Linked DNA regions of Mus musculus: region 2 is linked to region 1. The links are chromatin loops, found by intact Hi-C in ENCODE. Cell type or tissue: heart. All regions are shown on one strand. Each heading gives the region's core, and the rest is flanking DNA. Links, peaks and the distances in the headings are about the cores only.

Region 1 (8,883 bases), core at 411-8,410:
AATTCCACAAGTTCCAGAATGGACAACACACTTGACAGCATTCCTAGCTGGATTAGGCTTTCAGCCTAAACCGCTCTTAGCACCCTGTGTGCTAGACAGAGTTAGAAAGGAGTTAGTTGCCTAGAGAAGACTGAAAGTTACTTTTCTAACACTACACACACAGAAAAACTGTAACTCTAAGAATATGCCACAATTCTTAAATCACTTATAGCCTTCTCATTTCATATAGAAGCATTAAAGGCCCAGCTCACTCAAGTTATCACTTTCTGTGCGTGTGTGTGTGTGTGTGTGTGTGTGTGTGTGTGAGCTATAGGATGCCATCAGACATCTTCCTTAGTCATTTTTCAGGGCAGTGCTTCCCAAGCTTACAGAGATCTGCTGGCAACTCCACGCCTTGGTCTTCACAAGCCCTTGACCTACTAAACTATCTTCTCAGCTTCTCAAGGAACCTTCAAAGGCAACATGGAAACCCAGGCCTGGGGACTCCTCATCCATTCTACACTCCTAAGCGTATGGTCTTGCCTCAAGAAGCATCCCCTAGAAGTACTGATTGGCTAGAAGGGGACAGGAGAGAATTGCAGCATTTAGATAGCCTAACATGATGACAGTTAATATTCTCTGAATACCTTCCATGTGAGCCAGCAGTAAGTAAAGTGCCTTACTGTCACTTGTTCACAAATTTTCCCCTTCAGAGATAACAGCCACACCCTAGATCCTATCTAGTACCTGCCCCCAGGCACTGAATTTCTAGCTTATGCACCAAACAATCTTCCTAAATAGACTATACCTCTATATCTTATCTATTATGGATCACTACATTTTGAGACCCTACCTTTCCAAACCCAAACATCTACCCCTCTAAGATCTATAAACATATACAGCTTCCTTTGGTTTGTGTGTTGGTTGCTTGCAAAATCTTTCATTCCAACCTACTGTGTAAGAGTACAGGGTATTAGCCGGGCGTGGTGGCACACGCCTTTAATCCCAGCACTCAGGAGGCAGAGGCAGGCAGATTTCTGAGGCTAGCCTGGTCTACAGAGTGAGTTACAGGACAGCCAGGGCTATACAGAGAAACCTTGTCTCGAAAACCCAAAAAAAAAAAAAAAAAAAAAAAAAAAAAGAGAAAGAAGAGTACAGGATATTTCACCTGAAATCTGTCTCTCAGAGCCTCTCTACAGAACCTGTAAAGAGTCTTGAGTCTTGCTGTTTTGTTTTTTTGAAGCAGGATCTTACCATGTATTCTTGACTGGCCCAGAACTCATAATGTAGACTATGCTAGCCTTAAACTCTAGGTTCACACCACCACACATAGGAAGAATATCTATTACAAGGGCTGAAGAGATGGCTCAGGGGTTCAAAGAAAGAGTTGTGGCTGCTTTGGGGAGGACATGTTTGGTTCCAAAAACCTACAGTCAGCTTGAAACCATCGACTTGTGGCTCCCTCACTACTGGCCTCCTCACACCAGCACTCACTCACACACACACACACACACACACACACACACACACACATACAGACACACAATAAAAAAGAATTTTTCACAGGTATTCACCAGTGCTCCAATCTCACTAGTCCCAAGACTAAGAAAGGAACAGAGTGCTAACTGTAGTCAGTCATTCATGGAACAGTATAGATTTCAACTATTCTAGTGACAGATTAATATACCCTGCCCTCCAAGGAAACAGAGCATCTTCTGAACTGTATTCAAACAGTTGGGCACATATTGCCTAGTTGGCAGGGTGCGGTTCCCACAGACTAATCCTGAACTATAAGCCTCACAGGACAAAGAAAAAGTCTGAACTTGGGCCACATGTTCTACCGTCTCTGGGTCAAGGATTCTAAGGGGCTCTGGTTTACCTAAAGGGGCCCCAGGCCTTGATATTTTGCAACACCTTGAGTTTTCTTTCTCTTTGGCAAGCTGTCACTGCTATGGGAAGATGAGGAGGATAGACAAGGAGGGTGACACACACCTTTAATCCTTCTGGAGGCGGACGGAGAGGAATCTCTAGAGTTCAAGGCCTACCTTGTCTACAAAGTGAATACCAGGACAGCCATATCTGTAGAAATACGGTCTTGAAAAAACAAAACAAGCCGGGCATGGTGGCACACGCCTTTAATCCCAGCACTTGGGAGGCAGAGGAAGGCGAATTTCTGAGTTCGAGGCCAGCCTGGTCTACAGAGTGAGTTCCAGGACAGCCAGGGCTACACGGAGAAACCCTGTCTCAAAAACAAAAACAAAACAAAAAATAAAGAAAAAACCCTTCTAGACCAATCCTAGCACACAGGGGGCAGACAGGTGGATCTCTATGAGTTCCAGGCCAACCAAAGCTACACGGTCTCAAAATAAAACACCAAGTGGTCGGGTAGTACCGATTTGGTTCCTCTGCTTCTAGAGTTTCCTGATTAATTATCTGCGTTGAGAAACCACGAAGCCTCTGGGATAGAGGAAGAAGAGGTAAGCAGACAGGAAAACGCCAAGCCAGCAGTAACACAACTTTCATACGATCCAATTCTAGGAAAAGAACAGTGGCTTTCTACAAACTCCACTGATTCACAACAGTGGACATGTCTTTTAAAAAGGTCTCACATTGCATGGGACTTATCTGCAATGAAAGGTATTGAGGTTTGTGGGTTCATTTCTTTCAGTACTGGGGACAAGACTTAACTAGGAATGCCAGAGCTAAGTCCTCACCCTCTTCCCCCTTTGAAATATAAGGGAACACCTGCAGGGCCAACTGTCACCAATATCTAGGGCTTAATATTCCTCAAGATCTGAATGGCCTTTCTCATTAAAACAAGATATCCCACCAGCTAAATGTATTGATAAATGCAAATTCAGGATTTCCAGGCAGATACCTGGAGCCTGTGGAATGGAAGCATTGGCAGGCTAATTGAGATGAGCTCTAATTGTCTCTAGTTACCTTTTGAGGAGTCGTCACCCAGAGCAATAGCTGTCCCCTTAGGTGTGATGGGTCTCTCCCAGCGCCCTTCCAGTCAGACCTGCTGCTGTTCTGCTTGCCTTGCGTCGGTGGTTCGGCCAGGGCTACCAAAGTTCCTACGTTCTTTCCGAAACCAGCATTGGTTTTTCCCCCTTGGCAAGGCAAAGAACATGAGTTAAGGAAGCGTCTTTCCCGCTTCGCGTCCTTGCCCGGGCTGCAGAACACTACGCAACATTAAGGTGAAGGGTTCCCAGGCTCGTGTTCTCTTGCCAGCGTTTGCCCTTCGCCCTCCGATCTTCACTCCTCCATCACCCTTACCCTCTCTCGGCTCAGCTTTCCCCTTCTCTCCGCACGTGGCGAACCCACGACTTTGCACTAGTATTTAAGACCTTCCCCAAAGCCCACACCGAGAGGCTCACCCCGCCCCGCCCCTTCCAGTCCCGCCTCCAGGCGACTGAACTCAGTCTCTCCGGCCCTGCCCAATCCCCGCCTCGCCCGGCCCATCCTACACCCGCCCTGCCCACCTTTGAGATCTCCACATGAGGGCAGCTGGCCCGCAGGCCAGCCCGGCCCGGCTCGGCTCGGCTCGCACCTCCTGACTTGGTGACAGCGGGACAGCAGGACCCCGCCCCCTACCCCCGCCCTCCCGGGTCCCAGCGCCGCCATGTTTACTAAGGGCGGATGGAGCTGCCCGGGCGTCCGCACCGGGCTGAGGGTCATGCAGTAGCTCAAGGCAACTAAGCGCTAACTGGACAGGCCTGCGCTCCAGGAAGAATGGAGAGATGGTGGGTCTGTCCACCGCGAGCAAGCGCAGGACAGGAGCTCAGAATTCCGCGAGCAGCCCGAACCTGCGGGCAAATTACGCCTCGGGCTCCACGGCTCGTGCCCCGGGCGGACCAGGCCACGCCCCAGAGTGACAGGATTTGGAAGCTAAGCCTCGCCTCAAGGCTGGCGCGTGACACGCTGGGGGCGGAGCCTCGCGCTCGGTTCTCGCGAGCTGTCAAGACGGTGGAAAGCAGTGGGAAATGGCGTCTCGGGAGTCAGGCGGCTCTCGGGCGGCCGCCCTGCTCCTGGTTCTGGGCGTGGAGAGGGCCCTGGCTCTACCTGAGGTACAGAAGAAAGTTTGAGATCTGGCTGAAGAAGGTTGCTGGCCGTCAGCCCGGAATCCAGCTCGCCCGCCGGTGTCTGTCCCTTTGGCCAGTCGGAAGCTCAGATTTTTGTCCCTGAAGCTTCCCCGGGCCCTGTGCCTGCGGGGATGGTGTTGTCCAGTACTCACGTAGTGCAGGCCACTAGCACCTTCGCCCTGCCCACATTCAGAGTCCTTTGAAATTTGATCTCCTTGCTTTTGAATAATTTTAAATAGTGCTTCCCAGACGAGTCCCAGGGTTCTTCTGCCAGCTCTCCTTGCACGAATGCTGTGCGTGGTGCAATGGCACGACTATCTATCTATCTATCTATCTATCTATCTATCTATCTATCTATCTATCTATCTATCTATCTATCTATCTAAATATATAGTGATGCTTGAGTACGCTGTGTACCTGCAGCCCTTTAACACTTGCCAAACCATGCCTGTCAGGTGGAGAAGTCTCTGGAGAGGACACAGTATAGTCAAGTAATAATGCACAAACACGAGGATCTTCTCTCGTACAGTGCGCTGATTTGGTGCGGGGGTTTTAAGGGAAAAAAATGGGTTCTGTTTACAAAAGGCACTTTTCCGCTTTGCATTATGGGAATTCTGGAAAGGCTACTGACTTGTTCTTTTTTTTTTTTTTCTTTCTGGAGTCTTAATCAGGTTTCTTTCTCTTCTGCAGATATGCACCCTGTGTCCGGGAGGTATGCACAATTTGTCCAGAGTGGCTGCTTACTGTGAGGATACATCGAAGCTAATGCAGGCCCGATGCTGCCTGAATCAGAAGGGCACCATCTTGGGGTGAGGGAGGAGAAGACATCCTTGAATATTCTTTTGAACTTTTTAGAGTTCCCAGACTGGAGTCTACAGACTTGCCTAGCAGGCTCTGGGGATAAATATTAGTACCTAAGTGGAGACATTTAATGCTCGATTCTAAACATTTGAATTTGATGATTTTTCGATAAGTAAATGATCTTTTGATTTTTTTTTCCCTGAATGACAAATCATAGTTTTTGCCATTTTATAGGCTTTTGTGGCTTCATTTAAAATAGTTTTATTATTAAGTCTTTGTATTATTTTTACTAAAATACATTTAAATTTTTCTTCATTTTATTTTTTTGTTTTTAATTGTGTCTGTCTGTCTGTCTGACTGTCTGGGTACAGGCACTTGAGTGCAGGTGCTGGAAAATTTCAGAGGCCTTGGATCCTCCTGGAGCTGGAATGATAGGCAGTTGTGAGATACAGTGTGGGTACTGGGAACTAGACTCAGGTCTTCTGTAGGAGCAATACTGGCTCTTAACTGCTAAGCCATCTTTCCAGCCTTTAATTTTTTTTTTTCCTTCTTCTTCTTATTGTTGTTCTGGGTACTAGGAAATGAACCTAGGACTTTATGCAAGCTACCTTTTTTGGATTTGCTTTTCCTTTTGTTTTCTTTGAGACAGAGTCTTGCTATATAGCCCTGCCTATCCTGGTACTATGTAGCACAGGTTTTGGTCTCAAACTCATATCATTGCTGTTACAGCTTCCCAAGTACTGGGATTACAGGGGTGAGCCATCACATCTGGCTCTTTTCAGTATTTTGACACATGATCTCACTAATTGCCCACACTAACCATGAACTTGTGATCCTCCTGCCTCAGCTTCCTGAGTAGCTGGGATTACAGGCTTGCAAAAACATATATATTTTATGTTATGATTTTTGTAGTTTGTAGGCACACAGTAAATGGAAAAATAATTTGTTGAAGTCCTTTTTATTTGGTTGGTTTGTCTTTTCTTTTTTAAATTTTTATTTATTTATTTATTTATTTATTGTGTATAGTGTGCCAGAAGAGGGCACCAGATCTCATTATTGATGGCTGTGAGTTACCATGTGGTTGCTGGAAATTGAACTCAGGACCTTTGGAAGAGCAACTTAAGAACTTTTAACCTCTGAGCCATCTTTCTAGCCCCCTTGGTTGGTTTTTCAACATAGAATTTTTCTGTCCTGGAGCTCCTTCTATAAACTAGGCTGGTCTCAAACTCAGAGATCTGCCTGCCTCTGCCTCTCAAGTGCCAGAATTAAAGGTGTGCACCACCACAAGGCTTGGAGGCTTGAAATCCTTAATGTACAGGCATTTACAGTTACCTGTAACATAAAATCTACTTGGGCCAGGCGTGGTGGCACACTCCTTTAATCCCAGCACTTGAACCCACCCACCCCCCCCCCCCAAAAAAAAGAAAGAAAAAAAGAAAAAGAAGAAAGAAAATCTACTTGGGAAAACTTAAGTGATTTGCCTTTTTTTCCTTTCATTTAACACCTCTGTGTGCAGTTGTAACTTCAGTACTTGGGAGGAATATCAAGGTAACCCTCAGCTACTTAGTGAATTTGAGGCTAGCTTGGGTTACATTGAAACCTTGTCTCAAAAGAAAATGATCTCTGTGGGGATGCTGATCATTCTCTCTAATCCAGCATTTGAGAAGCTGAGGCAGGAGGATTGTCACTCGGTTGAGACTGACTCACTCTCTCTCTCTCTCTCTTTTTGGTTTTTTCGAGACAGGGTTTCTCTGTGTAGCCCTGGCTGTCCTGGAACTCACTTTGTAGACCAGGCTGGCCTTGAACTCAGAAATCCGCCTGCCTCTGCCTCCCAAGTGCTGGGATTAAAGCACTCAGGGGCAGTGGGAGACAGATCTCTGAATTTGAGCCTAGACTTGTCTAAAAAGTGAGTTCCAAGACAGCCAAGGCTACACAGAGAAACCTTGTCTCAACAAAACAAAACAAAACAAAACAAAATCTCTGTCTGTGGCTTGGTGCTAGGACTTGCCTGAAATGCACAAGGCCCTGACAACAGTAACTTCTGAGTGTAAGAATTTCAGTAAAACCTACTAATCCTGGAGGGAAAAAAACCCACAAGGCTTCTTCCAGTATTTGCACAATGCATGGCTCTACTGATTAGAGCTGGAGAGATGGCTCAGCAGTTAAGAGCACTGAGTCCTCTTCCAGAGGTCCTGAGTTCAATTCCCAGCAACCACATGGTAGCTCACAACCATCTTTGGTGGGATCTGTTGCCCTCTTCTGGTGTGTCTGAAGACAGTGACAGTGCACTCATATAAATAAAATAAATAAATATTAAAAACAAGAAACTGTGTGACCCAATAGAAATTCCAGTTGCTGACTGAAATGCTACATATCTGTACTAATCAGCACAGGATCCAAGGTTTTATGTGTTTGAAGTGTTGCTTTTGAGAGTGAACTTGAATTTTAGGTAAATTAAGATGTCTACATGTAGCCAGGGCTAACTAGATTGGCTACTACATGATTACAATGTCTGCTACCATAGCCTTAACCTTACAGTTCTGAACATAGATATTCCATCAATATTAGCTTAAGTAGGGGATGAAAAAGAGGCAGAGTTGACACTGATTTCTTTGTTTCTTCAGGCTAGATCTTCAGAACTGTTCCCTGAAGGATCCTGGTCCAAACTTTTTACAGGCTTATACTGCTATTATCATGTAAGTGGTTATATATTTTCCTGCCCAAAAGATAAATATGGTGATGGGAAATAACTCTTGAGAAGGTAGGTTAATATTAGCATCTAACCTTGTACAACTGAGGATAAGGAGTGGGTTACTGGCCCAGGACAGCACATATAAAGGCTAATAGAAAACTTCTGCAAACAGAGCGCTAACAGTGTGTACTTTGCAGAGACCTTCAGGCAAATCCTCTCAAGGATGATTTGGCCAACACCTTCCGTGGGTTTACTCAGCTGCAGACTCTGTGAGTAATACAGGAAGGGAGAGAGTGCTGATGTGCTAAGTGCTCAGCAGGATGAGAGCCACTACTGCTGTGTGGGGTGTGCGTGTGCGCGTGACTGAGTAAGTTCATATGTGCATGTGTGTTAGGGAGTGGACCCATGGCTTTGTGTGTTGTTGAATGTTTGTTCTACTCCCGAGCTACACCCCAACCTCTTTGGCTGTGCATTTATGATCATATGTGTTGTCTTCAGGATACTACCACAAGATGTTCCCTGTCCTGGAGGTAGTAATGCCTGGGACAATGTTACTTCTTTCAAGGACAAGCAGATTTGCCAAGGGCAAAGGGACCTTTGCAATAGCACTGGAAGCCCAGGTATGCTTTAGCATGGTCGCCTCACTGGAGAGTGCTTTCCTTCTTTCTAAAGAGCAATTATTCTCTACGTTAGAAAAGTAAAGATGCTAAAGTGCCTTTTTGTCCTGTGTGTTCTCTATTCCCCTGACGAGGTTTAATTATTATTGTTGCTGTATTATTATTATTTCTTTTTTCTTTTTCTTTTTTTTTTTTTTTTTTGGTTTTTTGAGACAGGGTTTCTCTGTGTAGCCCTGGCTGTCCTGGCACTCACTTTGTAGACCAGGCTGGCCTCGAACTCAGAAATCCGCCTGCCTCTGCCTCCTGAGTGCTGGGATTAGAGAGCTGGGATTAAAGGTGTGCGCCACCACACCCTGGCTTTTGTTGTTGTTTTGATACAAACTTTCTCTGTGTAACAGCTCTGGCTGTCCAGGAACTCACTCTGCAATCTGAGTTGGCCTTAAACTCACAAAGATATGCATGCCTTTTTCTCCCAGTGCTGGGATCAAAGGCTTGCACTACCTCCTGATGAGCTTTTCTTCTAGTGTTTCTTTTTGTTTTGACTTTCTGAGATAAGTTTCTGTAAGGATTCCTAGCTGATCTAGAACTTGCTGTGTACACCAGAACTCACAGAGATCCGCGCCTGCCCTGCTTCCCAAACGCTGTGATTTAGGTGTTTACCACCATGCCTGGCTTTTCCCTCTACTTTTGATGTACAAATAATTAAGAA
Region 2 (8,883 bases), core at 376-8,375, 160 kb before region 1:
TGGAGAAAAATATTTGCAGGAAATATGCAATTTTTTGTGTTAAATCTACTCTAAATCAAAAAAGCACCGAACACAAAATTGTGTGTGTACATAAACTATGCAAGTGAACAGCACACTTGCAAAAAGATTCATTTCACCAATAAAGTAAAAAATGTAAGATGCAACATATTTTGCCCATTATGAGGGCCAGGGAGTGGAATATGATGGTTTGTATATGCGAGGCCCAGGGAGTGGCACTATTAGAAGGTGTGGCCTTGTTGGAGTAGGTGTGTCACAGTGGGTGTGGGCTTTAAGACCCTCATCCTAGCTGCCTAGAAGTGAGTATTCTGCTAGCAGCCTTCAGATGAAGATGTAGAACTCTCAGCTCCTCCTGCACCAGGCCTGTCTGGATGCTGCCATGTTCCTGCTTTGATGATAATGGACTGAACCTCTAAACATGTAAGGCAGCCCCAATTAAATGTTGTCTTTATAAGAGTTGCCTTGGTCATGGTGTCTGTTCACAGCAGTAAAACCCTAACTAAGACACCCATCATTAATAAAAAGTCTTTCTCTCTTTGCGTTTATTTATTTAGTGTACTGTGTGCATGGGTGTGCATGTGTGTTCTTGTAGAGGTCAGAGGACAGCTTGAAGGAGTTGGTTCTCTCCTTCTGCAAGTCTAGCAGGCCCAGGGAATCAGACTCTGGCCTGGCAGGCTTGGCCATGAGTGCCTTCACTGCTGAGCCATCACAGTGGCTCTGAAGGATTCTTTAATAGTTTTGTTGTTGTTGTTGTTGTTTTGGTTTTTCGAGACAGAGTTTCTCTGTATAGCCCTGGCTGTCCTGGAACTCACTCTGTAGACCAGGCTGGCCTCTAACTCAGAAATCCACCTACCTTTGCCTCCCAAGTACTGGGAATTCTTTATTATTTAAATCAATGATTTGCTATGATAGAATCTGTATATTATGGGAGATAAATTGGAAACTTTTAGCAGACGGTAGAAAAGTTTCATACTTCTTGACCAAACAAGTACATTCCTTAAAACCTGTCAGGATAACAGAAATATGGCCAAAGAGTCCTAAGAATGTGCATGCCGGCCTTGGTGGCTCATACCTTTAACCCCAGCAGCGGCAGGCAGAGCACATGAGATCTCCAAAGCTTAAAGGTCAGACTGGTTTACATATGGAGGTCCAGTCTAGCCAGGTCTAAATAGGGAGATTCCATCACAAACACAGACACGAAGAGGCAAGGGTGGTGGTGCAGGTCTGTGGTCCCTAGCACTTGGGTTAGGAGCAGCCTTGTCTCAAAACAACAATAAAACCAGAATAATAACAGTAACAGTATTTATACTGAAAATTTAAATATAAACTCTCCCATAACAAGATAAATAGTGTCAAAATCAAAAGATGGAAAATAATTTCAAAATGTCTTTGATGACATCAGGAAGTGATATTGAGTAACTGAGTTCAACTTATTAAAGTAAACATTGACAAGGCTGTGGAGAAATTAGAATCCATGCACACTTCTGGTGTTGCATTCAGCTCTAGCCCATGCTTTAACATACAAAAAAAAAAAAAAAAAAGGAGAGAGGAGGGCAGGGACTGCTTGGGAAGACGGAAACTTATCAGGAGTGTAACAAAGAACTCACGGGATCAAAACAAAACAAAGGATAAGAACGTTAATAAAACCCAGTATTTATAGTTCATATATGCTAATAAAACCTTTTACAAATGTTGCCGCTGGGAAGTAGCTTGGCCATTCCTAAGGAATTAAATATGCTATGTTACAATCCAATTCCTAGATACATTCCTAAAAAAAAAAAAGAAAGAAAAGAAAAGAAAGAGAACGAGACTGGAAGCCGGTTAACAAGTAGTTGCCAGAGAAAGAAGGAAAGCGAAGCTGGGAGCGATTACTTGAAAGGCAATGAATGTTCTTCCTAGTGACTTAAAAGTTTTGATGGGATGTGCTGGTGCATGCTCTGATCTCAGAATTCTGGATGCAGAAACAGGCGAATCTCTTCGAGTTGGAGAAAAAATTGGTCCCGGGCTCCAGCCTGAACATTAAAAACAAACAAGCCCTCTAATAGAGAGGTGACATTTGTACAACATTGTGATTGTACTACAGGTCACTAAAACGCTCACTTGGACTTTCCCTGATCAGTGTAGGTGGAAGACCCCTTTGGGAATACTTGGTGCTGTAGACTTGAGAAACAAAGGGATAAGTATGTTATATGAACCTCAAATTTTAAAGGCTTCACAAAAATAAAACAAGGGAGAGACAGATAGTGGGGTAGGGGGTTGTAATGAGGAAAAGAAGGAGAGGAGGAGAAAGAGAGAAATATGAACTGCTTCAAATGCTAAGGGCATGCCTTGAGAACTATAGGCAGATGAGTTTTGGTCACGGTAGCAACACGCTCCCCCCCGCCCCCCCCATCAGAATGAAATCTAAGTAAGATTTCAAACCACCTCTCTACCTAGCTGGGTGTTTCAGAACTGCGACTGGGGGAGGGTTCCTGGACCCAACCACTCCGCCAGTCAGAGCAGACTGCACAGAGGACCTGGGCGTTGAGTTTGTTCCTTTGTTTAAAAAAATGGGTGAGCTTTCTGTGAGCCAATAGAGGGCTGGCCCTGTGAGGAAGAGCAACAAATACGTGAGCCAGATAAGGGGTCAACCCATCACGGCAGAGAAGACACTTGGTTGGCAGTGAAGCCCAGGTGGGGCGGAAACCTTTCCCAGACCTCGACCATAAAAGCGAGGTTATAAGCGACTAGGGCAGGACCTGGGACTGCACCCAGCCAGTGGGCTCGGAGAGTAGGAGTCCGGGCCGCCGCTGCATCCCAGCGTCCAGGGCATAGGGGTCCCTCGCTCCCGTGGCTCGGTCTTCCCTTCTGGCCTGGGTCTCGGTGAATGGACCCCGACACTTCAGCTGACGGAGCGAATGTCTTTCGCATCATCAGAACAACATGCTTTATATACTTTCATCACGCCGAAAACCAAAGGAAACCTGGAGCAGAAGCAGCATTCGTAGTCCCAAACACCGAAACTAATGTCTGCTTAGCGAGAGGAAGGCCGCCCCAGCTTTAGCCTCAATCCGGCTCACGGCGAGCTCCTGCCGCAGGGTGCGAGCCTGCAAGCCCGCCTTTCTTCTGGCCCGGGATCCTTTAGTTTACGCAGAAACACATTAGGGAAAAAAAAAAAATCTTGGTAAGCATTAGAGGGAAAACTGCAGCAGCCCGACGCAGCGGGGCCTTCGATAGCTCAGTTGGTAGAGCGGAGGACTGTAGTCAGTACAATATGGTAATCCTTAGGTCGCTGGTTCGATTCCGGCTCGAAGGACTTCGTGCACTACTTTTAGTTTACCTACACCCTAGGTCAATTGCTCCGTGGGGGAAACGCTTACTTGAGGATAGGCAGTGTATTTTCCTGGCTACGTTGAAAACCCCTTGAGTACATATAGCAGTTAAGTAGTCGAAGTACAACGTACCTTGTTCGCATATTAGGTGTTAAAGCTATAGTGACATGTACTTCAAGAAAAGTCCTTATTGCTTATGTATGTATTACATGGCTCTGTTTCAAAATCTTGCTGAGGGCTCCATCCTACTTTATATTGTGAACTACATTAGAAAACTGAGTCTCAGGAAACCTTGTAAAGGTTACAGGAAGGTACAGCACTACAGCTGGGGGATTAGCTCAAATGGTAGAGCGCTCGCTTAGCATGCGAGAGGTAGCGGGATCGATGCCCGCATCCTCCACTTCCTTTTACACACCATCAGGCTCATGATCTGTTGTGTCCACGTTTCGTTACACAGTAGAGCTAGGAGCACGGTAAACAAAGATCGGCTTCACATGCTATTTTCTTATTCACAGGTAAGTCTTTTCCTGTTTCCTGCTCACTGCTCTGTCTTTCCCGCCTCGGGGAGGCGGGCCGTTAACCGCCTACAGAGAAGACGCCTAGTGAGCCGCACACGGCGGTGGCCCGCGGAAGCCCCCAAACGGCCCCCTCACAGGTACCTGCCAACGTGCACGGAACCCTGCGTGGCGACCAATGGCAGTGCGCTTTACTGGGCGGGTAGCCAGCTGCAGCTGCGGCCAATAGGCAAGAGACTTCTTGTTTCCTGGCAGAGTGGGGTCCCGGCACCGCGGCTCTCTGGTTTTGTGTGGGTCCCGGGTGGAGGGCCCGGGTGCCGGGGCCCGAGGTGCCGCCTCGCTAGCGGGAGAGGGAGCGGGAGCAGCGGCCCGGAGAGAGGTGAGGGGCTTCGCGTGGACTGCGGCCCCGCCGGCAGGCCCCGCCCCCTTCTCAGCCCGCTCTGCCGGAGCCCCCGTCGAATGCCACCCCGCCCCCCGGCCTGCCGCGGCCGGCCCGCCGACCCCGCCTTTGGTTGACTCCCTCTGCTCCTGTGGCCTCACCTCTGACCCCTAGGACCCGCCTTCCTGTCCGCCAGTGTACCTGTCTCGACCCCTCCCACGCTTCCAAACCCCACCCTGCCCTGGACAAGCCAGGCAGCGCGAGGGTCCTCGCGAATCGAGGAGCTGCCTGCTGCTTCCAAGCGGGACTCTACTGGCCCAGCCTTCCTAGGGGTGCTTAGGACGCCCGTTACCCACACCTTCGAGGGTAGCTTTTGCACGGGCTCGTGTCTACAGGGCGGGAGGATGGAAACAGACCCTAATTGGAACTGAGGTTCAGGGCAGGTGAGCAAGTGGCTTTGGCCGGGCATAGGCTACGTTTTCATAATAGGCGTAGTAGAGGAAGGGGGTGGTAGCAACGCTCTTCAAGGTCTCCGAGAAACGAGTATAATTACAGTCGGTGCTTGTGAAGACAAAAGAGGTAAAGAAAGGAAGCTACCATTTACACTTAGAAACTTGGTTCTTCTTGCTCCGGGCTGTCCAGTACAAAGCCAATATAGGAAATTTTAATATGGCCTCTCCCTCATAGAGTCAGTGGCAACCACCCGACCTCGAGTCTCTGCCTCTTAGGTTGTTAAAAAGCTTGAGAATCTAGCGTTTTCCAACTCAACTAAGGAAGCTAGTGAGCATTCGATTGGGGAACGGTGGTGATGTAGTAAAATAGGGTGTTTTTAGGTCGCTCATACTCCTTGGGTGTCCAGGGACAGAGTTGTGCTTTCTCTTGATCTTACTGAAAGGCTACTTCCAGGTTTTCTATGAATAAGAGCGTTTTGCTTCATAGAGTAGAAAAGACATTTCTCATTTATCCAGACATACCAAACACATTGTTTCATTTTCTGCCCTTCCTCCCTATCCCAACTTTGATTTTTTTTCCCCCCAGCTCTCAGGGCCTGTGTGGGGCAAGAGGATGCTTTCCCAGCCCCACCATGGAGCTGCGCTGTGGGGGATTGCTGTTCAGTTCTCGCTTTGATTCAGGGAACCTAGCCCATGTGGAAAAGGTGGAGACTGTGTCTAGTGATGGGGAAGGCGTAGGAGGGGTGGCAACAGCCCCCGCTAGTGGGTCTGCTGCTTCCCCTGACTACGAGTTCAACGTGTGGACCCGGCCTGACTGTGCTGAAACGGAATATGAAAATGGCAACAGGTATGAGGACTGCAGGGGGTGGGAAGGCCGAGTGCTTGGATGCATCCTATAGTCAGGCATTGACTTTGAGCACCAGCACAGTATCTCTTGTAAACCCTCCCCCCTTCCCTCCTTACCAGATAGCCCTTTGCTGTTTGGACTTGATTTGATTCAGCTTTCCCCACATCCTCTCCCTGGCCCTCCCACAGCCAACAGCTGGTCTCTCTTTTGGCTCTCAGGTCATGGTTCTACTTCAGTGTCCGGGGAGGGACTCCAGGAAAGCTTATCAAGATCAACATTATGAACATGAACAAGCAAAGCAAACTGTATTCCCAGGGCATGGCCCCCTTTGTGCGCACACTGCCTTCCCGGCCACGCTGGGAACGCATTAGAGAGCGGCCCACCTTTGAGGTAAGTTCTCCAGTAGGAGGGAAGACTGGGTGTTGGTAGAGGAAACACATTTTTGAGAGAGAGGACCAGGCAGCTTTTAGTATCTTCTTTCTTCCACCCCTAGCTGGGGTCCAAGCTGAGCCCCTGCTTCAGCAAGCCTGAAGAAGCTGGTTCTCATGTGGAGAGTGTCAGAGGGAGGGAGTTGGTAAAGGTGAGAGAGGCATGAGGTCAGTTCCCAGCATCCCCACAGGAGGAGCTCAGTGCTGACACAGATGACATGTTTGCCCCCTCTTCCTCCTCTGCTCCCCAGATGACAGAGACACAGTTTGTGCTATCCTTTGTTCACCGTTTCGTAGAGGGCCGGGGAGCCACCACCTTCTTCGCCTTCTGCTACCCCTTCTCCTACAGTGACTGCCAGGATCTGCTGAGCCAGCTAGACCAGCGCTTTTCAGAGAATTACTCTACCCATAGCAGGTGCTAACCCCATTCTTCCCCCTACTATACTGTGGATTCTGTAGTACCTCTGCTGCTCCCAGCATTTGTTCTAAGAGCTCTTAGCCAAAACGTCACCAGTCTTGTCCACGTGTAGACAAAGGTGTTCCTTTGCCACCATAATCACCTGCCCAACGCATGCTCCTCCAGTTCTCTTGAGCTATCCTGAGTATAGCCAGCACTGTGGCTGCTCAGCATGTCTTCTTCATCTTCCTCTACGGAGGGCAACTCTCTATGTACACAGATTAATCTATCCTGATGTACCACAAATTAGGAAAGCAAACAAAAAACTTACTCTTAAATAATAGAGCTGGAGGAGTGACAGCAAGACAGCTCAGTGCATACAGAAGGGAGCTTGCTGCCAACCTGATGATAGGAAAAGCTTCAGTCCTGTGTCTGCACCTAGCAGTGCGAGCCCACACATACCCTTAGCCTCACCAGTTCAAGCGACTATGAGGACCCAAAAGTCATGGTGAGGGACCAGATAATTTAAGTCCTGAGCTGGCAATGCTGCCTGCATGCCTGGTGCTAGGACTTTAGGGACTTCTAACTATTGATTTTATCCCTGTAGTCCTCTGGATAGTATTTATTACCACCGAGAGCTTCTCTGCTATTCTCTGGATGGACTTCGTGTAGATCTACTAACAATCACTTCCTGCCATGGGCTTCGAGATGATCGGGAGCCCCGACTAGAGCAGCTATTTCCTGATCTCGGCACTCCCCGACCATTCCGTTTCACAGGCAAAAGGGTAAGTAAGTGGGAAGAACATGAAAGCCGTATTCTTGGGTGGAAGAGAGGGCTCAGTTTTAAGAATACTTAATACTCTGTTACAAAGGATCCTTGTTTGGTTCCCAGCACCCACACTGTGCCGTGGCCTGTAACTCCTGCTCCAGGGGATAGAATGACTTCTTGTGGCTTCCACAGGCCCCCACATATATCAGTTGACATACACAGAAGTAAAACAGTAATCTAACCTCATCCTATCTCCGGCCACTGTGGATAGCTTACAGCTGTTACCTCTACACATTCTGGACCCGGTTTATCTTGTACCCCAGGGTAGAGGATTAACAATCCTGTACCTCTGGTAAACAGCCATCTAGAAAAGGCTCTTTCTGCCTCAACTACTCTTGCCCACCCTTGTCAGGGTGGAAGTATAGCGCCACTGACCTCCTGTCTGCTTCCTTCTCCACCTCAGATATTCTTCTTAAGCAGTAGGGTACACCCTGGAGAGACTCCATCTAGCTTTGTGTTCAATGGCTTTCTGGACTTCATCCTTCGACCTGATGATCCCCGGGCACAAACTCTCCGTCGACTCTTTGTTTTTAAGTTGATTCCCATGTTAAACCCTGATGGTGTGGTCCGGGGCCACTACCGGTAAGTAGCCAAAACAGCCTTTCTGCCTTTTCTCCAGTCTCATGTCTCACTTGGCTGTGCAGGTCAGCCAGCCTTCTGACTGGTTTGTATTTCCAGGCCTCTTGTACCCTAACCAGGGCAAGCCCCTCTAATCTTCCACTGAGCTGAGAGGGGTGTAATCATGTGAACACATCCTGGGTGGGAGCAAATGTCGGTGAAGACTAGCTGGGTGGAGGGAACTGTCCGTGGACTATGGTGGCATGACCGCACATGAAGGAAGGCTCTGTCCTTCTTTCCAGCATGACTTAAGCCTTTCACTTTACAAGTCTTCAGTGTCCTTGTCACCTACCCTAATGTCTCCTTTGGTGGCCCAGACATCTAGAGCCTGTTGAGTCCTGTCTTCCTACAGCACGGACTCCCGTGGAGTGAATCTGAACCGTCAGTACTTGAAGCCTGATGCCGTCCTGCACCCGGCCATCTATGGCGCCAAAGCTGTGCTGCTTTATCATCACGTGCACTCGAGGCTCAACGCCAAGAGTCCCACGAACCAGCAACCCACTCTCCATCTCCCTCCGGAAGCCCCTCTCTCTGACCTCGAGAAAGCCAATAATCTCCACAATGAAGCTCACCTCGGGCAGTCACCTGATGGGGAAAACCCTGCGACTTGGCCTGAGACAGAGCCAGCAGAAGAGAAGACTGACCCTGTGTGGCTTATGCCACAGCCAATTCCTGAACTCGAGGAGCCAGCCCCTGACACCATCCCCCCAAAAGAGAGTGGTGTTGCTTACTATGTAGACTTGCACGGACATGCTTCCAAAAGGGGCTGCTTCATGTATGGCAACAGCTTTAGTGACGAGAGCACCCAGGTAGGACTCTGAATCCTGTGGCAGTCAGTCCTGCAGGTTAGGAGATGAGGGGTAGTTACAAACCAGGGCAGGGGAGCCTTCTAGAGGAGCAGGAAGACCTGTGCACACCACCTCAGCACAAGCTTCAAAGGATGGAGAGAAGGCACTAGGGCCAGAGAGCTTAGCCATTGCATCATGGTGTCTGAGTGAAGAACAAGCCCAGCACCCCCGTCTTCCATAGAGCTGAGAACCAGAGAAGGAAAATTTGGAGGGGAATCTGAGCTTAAAAGAAACAGTGCTA

What was found. A loop is a pair of places that touch in the nucleus more often than their neighbours do. Peaks named below come from ENCODE experiments on the same cell type or tissue, not always from the same donor. Only the 100,000 strongest peaks of a DNase experiment are listed, where the experiment ranks them.
Region 2: it touches region 1 in a loop (2.7-fold over the local background); 1 of 42 quality-filtered maps calls a loop at or near these places.

The regions. Positions count from the first base shown.
Region 1 is chr5:31,044,708-31,053,590 of GRCm38, forward strand. It overlaps Slc5a6 (solute carrier family 5 (sodium-dependent vitamin transporter), member 6), which reads right to left and starts at 3,372. Exons shown (of 18, transcript NM_001360022.1): 1 at 3,259-3,372; 2 at 2,923-3,092. Atraid (all-trans retinoic acid induced differentiation factor) reads left to right here and starts at 3,933. Exons shown (of 7, transcript NM_027855.4): 1 at 3,933-4,049; 2 at 4,755-4,873; 3 at 7,490-7,561; 4 at 7,755-7,826; 5 at 8,056-8,177. The coding sequence starts at 3,966. In heart, for the core only: CTCF peaks have their summits at 3,500 (motif pointing right), 4,862 and 5,886 (motif pointing right); DNase peaks (open chromatin) are centred at 3,524, 3,894 and 4,804; H3K4me3 peaks cover 2,583 bases; H3K27ac peaks cover 2,271 bases.
Region 2 is chr5:30,884,859-30,893,741 of GRCm38, forward strand. Agbl5 (ATP/GTP binding protein-like 5) reads left to right here and starts at 4,076. Exons shown (of 16, transcript NM_001374737.1): 1 at 4,076-4,666; 2 at 5,262-5,522; 3 at 5,741-5,912; 4 at 6,202-6,365; 5 at 6,955-7,132; 6 at 7,580-7,758; 7 at 8,147-8,603. The coding sequence starts at 5,308. Gm35795 (a long non-coding RNA gene) reads right to left here and starts at 4,097. Exons shown (of 2, transcript XR_376844.2): 1 at 3,989-4,097; 2 at 1,307-3,136. It overlaps n-TYgta9 (a tRNA gene), which reads left to right and starts at 3,225; the gene lies at 3,225-3,313. It overlaps n-TAagc15 (a tRNA gene), which reads left to right and starts at 3,657; the gene lies at 3,657-3,729. In heart, for the core only: no CTCF peak of the experiment used is centred there; DNase peaks (open chromatin) are centred at 2,703, 3,243, 4,053, 5,414 and 1 weaker place; H3K4me3 peaks cover 4,270 bases; H3K27ac peaks cover 4,359 bases.